2 separate regions of the Homo sapiens genome follow, and region 2 is linked to region 1. The links are chromatin contacts, found by Hi-C or POLR2A ChIA-PET in ENCODE. All regions are on one chromosome and are shown on one strand. The core of a region is the stretch at or near the end of the contact, and the rest is flanking DNA. Distances in the headings are between cores, read along the strand shown. Region 1 holds the start of HSPA8 (heat shock protein family A (Hsp70) member 8). Region 2 holds the start of ETS1-AS1 (ETS1 antisense RNA 1).

Region 1 (4,787 bases), core at 1,978-4,477:
CAGCACGGCGGCTCACTCCTGTAATCCCAGCACTTTGGGAGGCCGAGGTGGGAAGATTACTTGAGGCCTGAGACCAGTCTGACCAACATGGTGAAACCCCGTCCCTACTAAAAATAACAAAAATTAGCGGGGCGTGGTGGTGGTGCGGGCCTCTAATCTCAGCTACTTGGGAGGCTGAGGCAGGAGAATTGCTTGAACCCAGGAGGCGGAGGTTGCAGTGAGCCAAGATCACAGCACTGCACTCCAGCCTGGATGACAGTTATAGACTCCACATAAAAAAAAAAAACAAAAAAAACAGGCCAGGCGTGGTAGCTCATGCCTGTAATCCCAGCACTTTGGGAGGCCGAGGCAGGCGGATTACCTGAGGACAGGAGTTTGAGACCAGCCTGGCCAATATGGTGAAACCCCGTCTACTAAAATAGAAAAATTAGCCGGGCGTGGTGGCATGCACCTGTAGTCTCAGCTACTCGCGAGGCTGAGGCAGGGGAATCACTTGAACCTGGGAGGCGGAGGTCGCAGTGAGCCAAGTTCCTGCCACTGCACTCCAGCCTGGGGGACAGAGCGAGACTCCATCTTTTCTGGGAGACTCCATTGGGAGACTGTCTTTTTTGGGAGACGGAGTCGTGCCTTAGTTTCCCCATTTACAAAATGACGATCATAATAGTTGCTACCGCTTAGATTTACGGTGAGAATTAAATGAGGTTAAGGCTGGCATGTGGTAGGCACACAAAAATGTTAAATCATTATCCTTTTATCCAGTCAGAAGTCCTAGGCTCTAGGCTCCACTGCAGTCCCATGCAACCAAACTTTAATTTTAGATCTTAACTGTGTCATTTGAAACCCTGTGCGTTTGAAGTGGTGGAGACAGGACCTTTATCATATTCTGAGCTTTAAATATATAAACGGTAAATCATTCCATTTAATAAGACATAGCCCAAGTCCCAGAACGCGTTTTGAGAGTAACCAGAAACAGAGGTTATTTGTTCTGCTTTCTTTTATCACTGCTATTGGATGGGATATCCCAAACAAGTGGATGTGCGCCCCAATTCTATTTTCCACTATTCAATGATTAAAATAATTACAAAAACGCAAAATACAGCACAGGGTGTAGTTTAAAATTTGTGCTTGTTAAACTCTAGGCACTGGGGTGTGAAAAGAAAGATTCCAGATAACATTACTAGCAGTTAGCGTGGGGGACTGGGGGTTCCAAATACCAAAGGAAACTGAAAACAGTGGCTCACAGTACATATCTTAACTCTTTCTGGAGTTGAGTTCAATTTATTTCCAGGAAGGAAATTACACTGTAGCGTAACTAACAAAAAACATAAAACAAATCTTGAACCAAAAAAAAGCTAGATTTGATTCTAGCTTACCCAGCTGCTTATCTTCCCACAAATGATTATCTCTGAGCTGCATTTTTCCCCTGATATGGGGATGAATAATACACACCTTAGAGAATTGTGTTGATGATTAAATGACAAATGAAAGCATTTTGTATGTAGTGAAAGCATTGTATAAAATTAAATTCTTGGGACGTGGGAGAGGCTAAGAATATATCTCCATGAACTCTAAGCCAACATTCCTCCCCAAAAGGAAAATATGAAAAGGAAATTCTTCATATGTTTGAGTCTGTCTCTACCCTTTACTGGCTTTGACAAGGACAAGATGTCCTCGCTCTTCTGACAGCCTTTTTCGCAGTCTAGAGACCTTCTAATTCCAGCCCTGCTACTAAAAGTTCTTTTGGTGTAGCCTTAAAAAATCTTTTCCCCCATCGGTGCCTATTTATCTACTAAATAGGAATAACAGCTACCTCGCCTGCTTGAAAGGATACAGGGAGTGTTCAAGGTACCTGAGACAGGCTCTTGGAACCACAAGGCCCCACATATCCGCGGCCATGCACAACATTGCACAATTCAAAATTCTAGGCACCATTGTTTTGTGCACCAGCTCAGTCACGTTTTCAAAGCGTCGGTATGGTCTGTCGTTTAATTTTTGATGAAAGTCAAACCAGGAAAGATATCACCTCATGTTACTGAAAATACAAACGTTCAGAAAGTCTAAATCAAGGACGCACGGCTACTGGAACCTATGATTCCTAATGCCTGGTTCACCTAACCAAGAACACACTCGCCACCATTTAAACCTGTTTATTTTATAAACAACGGGGAAATGTAGGGCTTGGGCTAGTTGGGGAAGGACTGAGCCAAGAAGCCGAATCTGTTCTAGACGGAGGTGGGAAGGGGCCTAACGGTCAGGGCTCAGAGAAGCGGTTTCGCCTTCTTTTCCGCGGAGGGATCCAGACACGACCGCGTCCTGAGGCGGTTCTGAAAAGCCGGGCCCCTTAAACCTCTGCGTCGGGGGCTGCCTCCCGACAGTTGCCGTAGGGAAATGCAGGTGCTGGGAGGCCTGCCGAGCTAACCCGCCCCACCCCGCGGCGGCCTGGCGGCTCCCTCCAATCCCAATCCTGGGGGGCCGTGAGCGAGCAGCCCTAGTGGCACCCTGAAGCCGGAACCTTCGCCCCAGCCCCTCGGGGTCAGCCCTTGTCCAAAGCCACGCTATGAAATACAGATTCGCGAAACCCGGGGCACTTAGAGGCCCGTCTGGAACACGAAGGTGGGGCATGGAAAGGAGGATTCGGACGTGGGTGGGGGAGGGGAGCAACAACCTTCGCAGCCATTTTGTCCTCGCTCCACTTCCGTCTTCTCCTGCCCGGCTCCCGCGCCCAAACCCCTCCCTTCAGGCCCCGCGCGATTCCGCCCCCAGTTCTGTGCCGGCCAAGATCCCGGCTAGCGCCGCTATCATTGGTTAGTTCCAAGTTTGCCCGCCCCTCTTCCTCCTCCTTTTTCCGCCCCCTCCCTCCCGCGGAAGCTGGGGGCGCATGCGTAGAGGTGGACGCTCCCCTCCCCCGCCCGGGGTAACTGAGGACTCCCGCGCGCGGACTCGCTGCGCCCCACCCTCCCTTTCCCCGGGGCCGTCCGGAGAGCGGGGGCGAGCTTGAAAGTTCCAGAACGCTGCGGTGAGTGCGTTATCGTGAGGCGGAGCGCGGTGGGGTGGGTGCGGAAGGGGGCGAGGCCCGAGGAGTGGAGCCGGGCTTGTGATTGGGTCTTGTAAGGGCAGCCGGGCGTCTATTGGCCGGGGAAGCCGTAATGGCAGGCAGCAGGGGCGGGCCCCTTCTGGAAGGTTCTAAGATAGGGTATAAGAGGCAGGGTGGCGGGCGGAAACCGGTCTCATTGAACTCGCCTGCAGCTCTTGGGTTTTTTGTGGCTTCCTTCGTTATTGGAGCCAGGCCTACACCCCAGGTAAAACCTCTGCTCAAGAGTTGGGTTGTGGGTCTGGGAGCGTGCAGCCTCCACACAGGCCTGTTGGGCTTGCTGAGGCTTGGGGGTTCTGAGAATCTCGTCGAGGCGAGTGTGCGGCTCCTTCTACCGGCTTAAAGGGCCTCAGTTTTCGGTGGGATGGCAGCGGTATTTGGTTGCAGCCGGCAGGACGGAAATGTAGGGAGTGGGCCGCAGTGGCCCCAGGGGAGGCTGGGAGACGCCCGGCGGCCGCGTGGCGGGGGAGGGTTGCTGCATCGGTTTGCCTGGCGCGCGGGGAAGTGGAGCCAGCGTTTTCTTTCACCCAGTTCCCTGCTTAGTCCAGTCCCACCGTGGTTCTTCAGAGCTGTTCTTGGCGTGCTTCCAGTATGGGGGTACATTCCGGAGTAGTTAAAAGCCCGTTGACTCCCGGGGGCACTGGCACCTGGCGAGGGAGGGGAACAGACAGTGCTCAGTTCGGGGTAAGACCACGTGTTGAGCAACGCCCCACGCCGTCTGGGTAGATGGGTCCTTCATCTAGGGCGTGCTCTGCTGCGGTTGGCACGGCAACCTGGACTGCAGCACTAGTTCTGGACCTCGCGCGTGCTTAGACAGGAGGTGATGGGCACTATTACCTCTTGGCAGTGGCCATACGTTTTTCCTGGTTAAGTGTTCTGTTAAGGGATGAGGGAAATATTTTGATTAATTGAATTTTTAAACCAGATTTTTCTTTTTTTCAGCAACCATGTCCAAGGGACCTGCAGTTGGTATTGATCTTGGCACCACCTACTCTTGTGTGGGTGTTTTCCAGCACGGAAAAGTCGAGATAATTGCCAATGATCAGGGAAACCGAACCACTCCAAGCTATGTCGCCTTTACGGACACTGAACGGTTGATCGGTGATGCCGCAAAGAATCAAGTTGCAATGAACCCCACCAACACAGTTTTTGGTGAGTTCCTAATTTTAAATGACAGAACAAATATAACAGGGCTAGGAAGCACAAAAGTTTATGAAACGTGAGGAGGGAACTTTTTGATTTTAGAAAAACTGAGCTGAGAGACTTGTTATCAAGTCTGTTATAAAACAGGTTGTAGAAACCTTTCAGGCTGAAATCTGGATAACGTAGGAGGTTGAAGTTTGAACCTTTGCTACCTATATGGTAGTTGAATTCACCTACCTATGAACTGTTAGGTATTTGAGTAATCATGGACTTGAGTTTTATCAGAAGAGCTATGAAATTGAAAGTGTTTTCATTTGACACCTTTTACAGATGCCAAACGTCTGATTGGACGCAGATTTGATGATGCTGTTGTCCAGTCTGATATGAAACATTGGCCCTTTATGGTGGTGAATGATGCTGGCAGGCCCAAGGTCCAAGTAGAATACAAGGGAGAGACCAAAAGCTTCTATCCAGAGGAGGTGTCTTCTATGGTTCTGACAAAGATGAAGGAAATTGCAGAAGCCTACCTTGGGAAGGTGAGGTTGGTTTTTCA
Region 2 (4,651 bases), core at 428-2,927, 5.5 Mb before region 1:
TTGTCTTTGTAACCCAAGAGAAAAGCAGAGTAAGATCAGAGGAAGGCCTTAGCCTTCCACCAGGATGAAACCACCTGCAGCCTTGGACAGTGGGTGAAATCCTGTAGCCCTGGGATGCAGAGCTTCTAGGAGACTGGCTGTCCTCTTCTCTCATATTATTAAAGGATGTTGGTTCTCTTGCCATCTGTGCTATTGCCATTATCCCTCTACCTCCTCAAGAGTCCAATTCAGGACAATTTAAATTGGAATCCCAATTACATGATCCCCAAAGGCTCACAGAGTAGCCTGCATTCTGCATTTGCAGCAATTCCAGGCAACATGCTCAGCCTGCTTCAGGGAAGCACACAACACTGAGTGTGGATGAGACCTCAGAACCCTCTAACCTTGGGCAGCTCCTTACCTCTTCCTGTCTGAGCCATGTTTGATTTGCTGCAAGAGGAATACGTGTCTAAACTGCTGGATTTTAAAATGTCGCTTGGTCTGTGGATTAGGCCAATCCACCCCACATTGTTGGGGCTGCAGATGCAGTTGAATGGTTCATAATTATAGTCTAAAGAAACTGCAGACAGCAATAGAGCCAACCCAGGCCCTTTCTCTCCTGACAGCCCATGCCAAGCTGTCTCCCACAGGGAACCATAGTGTGGTTATCCTGCAATGTATTTGCCCAAAGACAATACATCCAGTGTAGAGAAGTTGGATTTCTAGAAATTGAGTCTGCTCATCTATCTACTCCCATGTCCATTGTATCCTGTCTTGTGTCTCAAGGGTGTCTGGTACTTCTCCTGCCAAAGTGAAATGCAAAGTAAATGCAAGGAGATGCCAGGGAGAGAACTGCTATCAGGGCATCTGGTTCTAGTACTGACACTGACTTTTTTAGATTGTGTGGCCCTGGAAATAATAATTTCCTCACTCACACTCATTTTTCACCTCTGGTAAATAGGAGTGCTGGACTTGGAGAGCACTGATAAACTCCCATTGAGCTCTAACATGTGACAAATCCAAGACCTAAGGTTTTGTCTCCAAAGAGGCACTACAAATGTGATCTTCTTTCAGAATTTAAACTGTCACTTTTCTGTGACTCAAAACAAATATAAATCTAGTTCTCTTCTCCAATCAGGTAGTTCTCGAATTTCTCAAGTGAGGCTGATGCTGGGCAGGTTGCCAGTTTAAGAACTGAGGAAGGGTCTTGAAGAGATTTTTAAATGAAATGTGGTGATAGTTGTTCTATCTCTCGCTGGAGATCGTTCAGGAAAATTGAGCATCCAAGCTATTCTGCAAAGAGATGGCTGTAGACAGACATTTAATGTGATTTCCCACATATTCTACCGTATACTAGATCTTAATAACAATAATCAAATACTAATTCTCACCTAGACACTGTGCTAAATTCTTTGCATACATTATCTCATTTAATCATTCAAATAGCCTTAAAAGGTGTGTGCTGCTATTATCCCTAGTTGAAACATGGAGGAACTGAGGTTCGGGATTGTTTAAATGACTTACCTGTGGCAATTCAGCTGGCTAGTTGGTAGAGTAAGAATTTGAACCTGAGTCTTATTCCAAAGCCCACACTACTATCCTCTTTGTTTTCTTATATTGAGCTTTCCAGGGCAAACAGGCTCCCAAGTCCTCCCCTCTCCCCCAACCCCACCCCACCCTCCCTTCTTCCCTCCTGACTGCAGCTCCTCCTACCCTCATTGTTTATTGTGCCTTCTAAACAATAGCCAATGAGTCTGTGTTCCATTCTAGGGAGAGCTAGGGCTGATTTTATTCCCTGAAACAGAGATGAGGTTGTGACACAAAAAGGTTAAGTGGCTTTGGTGAGGTCACAGAGCCAGCCTGCAGTCAGCAACAGTACCATCTGAGTCCCCTGGCTTGGGTCCCTTAACTGACCCTAAGGCTTTTTGGCATCCAAGTTTAATTAAGAGAGTTATTTTAATTTTCCTTCCTATCTCTAATTTTCCATTTTATTGCTGCTTGATAATGTAGATATTGAAGTGCCAGGCATTTTTCTTCCCTAGTGTGACTTTTAATGACTAAACTTCTCACATAGAAACCACTTGCCTTAGAAGTAAGCTTTCAAAGCTTGTTTCTGTGTATGACAGAGACTGTTGCCTTTTCTCAGAGAAAAATGAGACCACAAATGCAGCTCAGACAGGTTGTTGTTAATTGAGGGCTTTTTTTTTTTTTTTTTTTTTTCTAAATCTTACATTTATACCAGTAAATCAACATCTGTGAGTCATAAACTGGTTCTGGATCAGCCGTTAGTGGTCTGAATGTTTTTGTACCTACCTTCAGTAAAGCATATTTTAGCTCAAAACTCAGAGATTCTTTGTTTTGTTGAAGTTCAAGACTCAGGAGTAGATAACATGCTAGGACACTTCTGGAGAGGGAAAGTCTGTCTTCCATGATTGTTCAACATTAAGTGTATATTTATATTTCTTTTTTATTGAAGTTGGGGTGGAGTTGAGGGAGGAGTATAAATAAAAAAGAAAGTATGCTTTTTACATACTCCATGTGCTTGAGGAATTCCTGTATGAAGGTGACTATTTTCTTAATATTATTGTCTAGCTCCACTCTTCTGTTCCCCAACTCCTGCGGACTTTTCTTGGCCCTTATTGACTTCACGTTCCTAGTGTAAGGCAATTCAGCACTTGGTAGGATATAATTAGCCGAAGTCTAAGGAATGCTTAAAAATACAATTCTGTTTTTTCCCAAATGCAGGAGGAACAGACTGCTGCAGTACAAGCACAAGCACAGAAGTATTTATTTGATTGATTTTTTTTTTTCCTGAGTGCCTTAAAAACCAGATATGGTATTGAAGTATCTTGCCCAAGTGGATGAAAGGCAACGCTTGGCTGCTGTTGTTTGGCTGGTGGGGACACTGAGGCATACATGTAACCGAGTGGACGTGAGTGCTGGGGATAGAGGTTCTGCTCTACTATGAAGGGAAAAGGGCACAGCCTCTGACACTTTTTAGTTCATCTTCACAAGCCAGAGCATATCAAACTCACTTAATCATTGAATTAGGAAGCCCATAGTGACCAAAAAGTTGATAGTTCATCATTCAACACATATTTATTGAGCTCTGTAATGTCTTAGGCACTAGGCTAGGCATCAATGTTTTAGCGTATGATAACATAGAAATATCATTTAAAGTCCATATGAACATTTAGAAAAATCTACTTGTGTCCTAAAGAGAATGAATAAAAATTTCATTTATCAACATTGATTAGATTAATGAAACATGACCCTGGCAGACCTGATCAGATTATTATATCTTAAATATGTAAAAAATATTTTAACATGACCTTATTAGTGCTCTTCATCCAAATCCAGGGTTCGATGCATAACTTCTGATGGCATAAATATTCATAATTAATATCATCTGGAGGTAACTTTCCTGGCAGCCTGTGGTGGCGCCTGGCTATCTCTCCAAACTGCTGCTTTACGCAACCCTATTCCTTGATTTGGACATTCACTCATTTTGTTTCTGTGCTTCAGGACTGGATTAGGAAACGGATGATTGACTATCTGAGTTGTCACTATGGAAGAATTAGAAAGAATAATTTTCCTCATTGCTAGAGTGGAAAGTGTTTACAGTTTAATCATGGTGGGCTTTTTTAGTATCTAATTTGGGTGGATGTTAGCAGCAGTGTTTAGGCTAGTCTGGGGAAGAAAGTTGAGGAGCAAACTGGGGAAGAGAGAAAGGAGTTGCTCTGAGGAATCTGCATTTGAAAATAGAGAAGTACTCACACTTGGATTAAAAAATGCCAACATTTTCTCAATACAACATCAACAAAACAAAATTCCCCAAAGCAACTCTAGATTTGTTCACTTCTTCTCCTGATGAATTCATAGTGAGTAAGGCAGAATTGATTCAAGAACCTTTTTTTTTTTGTGGTTCATTTGGACGTGTAAATGTACAATTCATTCATCAGCTGTTTCTCTAGGCTTTTCCCAGGACCAGAAGGGTCTGTTCTTGTCATCTGGAGGCCAGCATTGTTTTCTCATACCTTGTGGAAACACAGCTGGATTGCAACAGTCTTTGTTCTTTCAAAAATTAGGACTATCACATACAAATATTTTCCTCTGGTCACTAAGGAGGGATTTAATCTGGAGTTTAGACCAGGAGCCACAGATTTTTCTGTTCCTGGCTTCCTCCCCGATTTGCTGTGGGAAATCTGCAAATTACTAAGGCTTCAAGGGCACAAAACTGGGATTAGATGAAGGTAAGCCTGTGTGTCAAAACTTACCAGAGGCAGAGGTTACAGTTACAGTCAAATGCTGGGAGTTCAAATGTGCTTAGAAATCAGGAAACATTAAAAATAGCTTTCTCTGAGATTGCTCAGGAAGATTTATGTTTAATCTTTCTGTTAATCAAAGATGGAGCTCAGTGCCTGGTTCTAGCTATGTATTTAGATATATACATGTACTGGTTGATTTGTTAATTAGGACAAACTATCTCTATTACAACCAATGTATTAGTGGCAAACCATGAATTATTCGGGTTCATTTTGTTTTATCTCTAGTGTTGGGGGTTCCCAAATGGAACAGAAACTGTGCATTGTGATTCTGTCATGGCTGCCAATGATGTACTCCAGAAATTCAAAACCACAGAGCCTCTGCATCACTTTTTTGGTGGCGGTCG

Evidence for each region. A loop is a pair of places that touch in the nucleus more often than their neighbours do. ChIA-PET counts read pairs that join two places held with the same protein, here RNA polymerase II (POLR2A). Pooled maps may share reads with other maps.
Region 2: a pooled map shows a loop between it and region 1 (13-fold over the local background). The contact joins the promoter of ETS1-AS1 here to the promoter of HSPA8 in region 1. A Hi-C loop is called at or near these places in 6 of 50 pooled maps. POLR2A ChIA-PET finds 5 or more read pairs at or near these places in 3 of 52 experiments (activated CD4-positive, alpha-beta T cell, activated CD8-positive, alpha-beta T cell and naive thymus-derived CD4-positive, alpha-beta T cell).

The regions. Positions count from the first base shown.
Region 1 is chr11:123,060,576-123,065,362 of GRCh38, reverse strand. It overlaps HSPA8 (heat shock protein family A (Hsp70) member 8), which reads left to right and starts at 3,227. Exons shown (of 9, transcript NM_006597.6): 1 at 3,227-3,299; 2 at 4,034-4,243; 3 at 4,565-4,770. The coding sequence starts at 4,039. It overlaps LOC124902775 (a long non-coding RNA gene), which reads right to left and starts at 2,701. Exons shown (of 2, transcript XR_007062927.1): 1 at 1,832-2,701. RefSeq lists enhancers at 2,479-2,748, 3,309-3,478 and a silencer at 2,769-3,158.
Region 2 is chr11:128,523,168-128,527,818 of GRCh38, reverse strand. It overlaps ETS1-AS1 (ETS1 antisense RNA 1), which reads right to left and starts at 1,677. Exons shown (of 4, transcript NR_120581.1): 1 at 1,504-1,677; 2 at 401-1,286. The region is part of intron 3 of ETS1 (ETS proto-oncogene 1, transcription factor); the gene reads left to right. RefSeq lists a cis regulatory region at 4,351-4,651.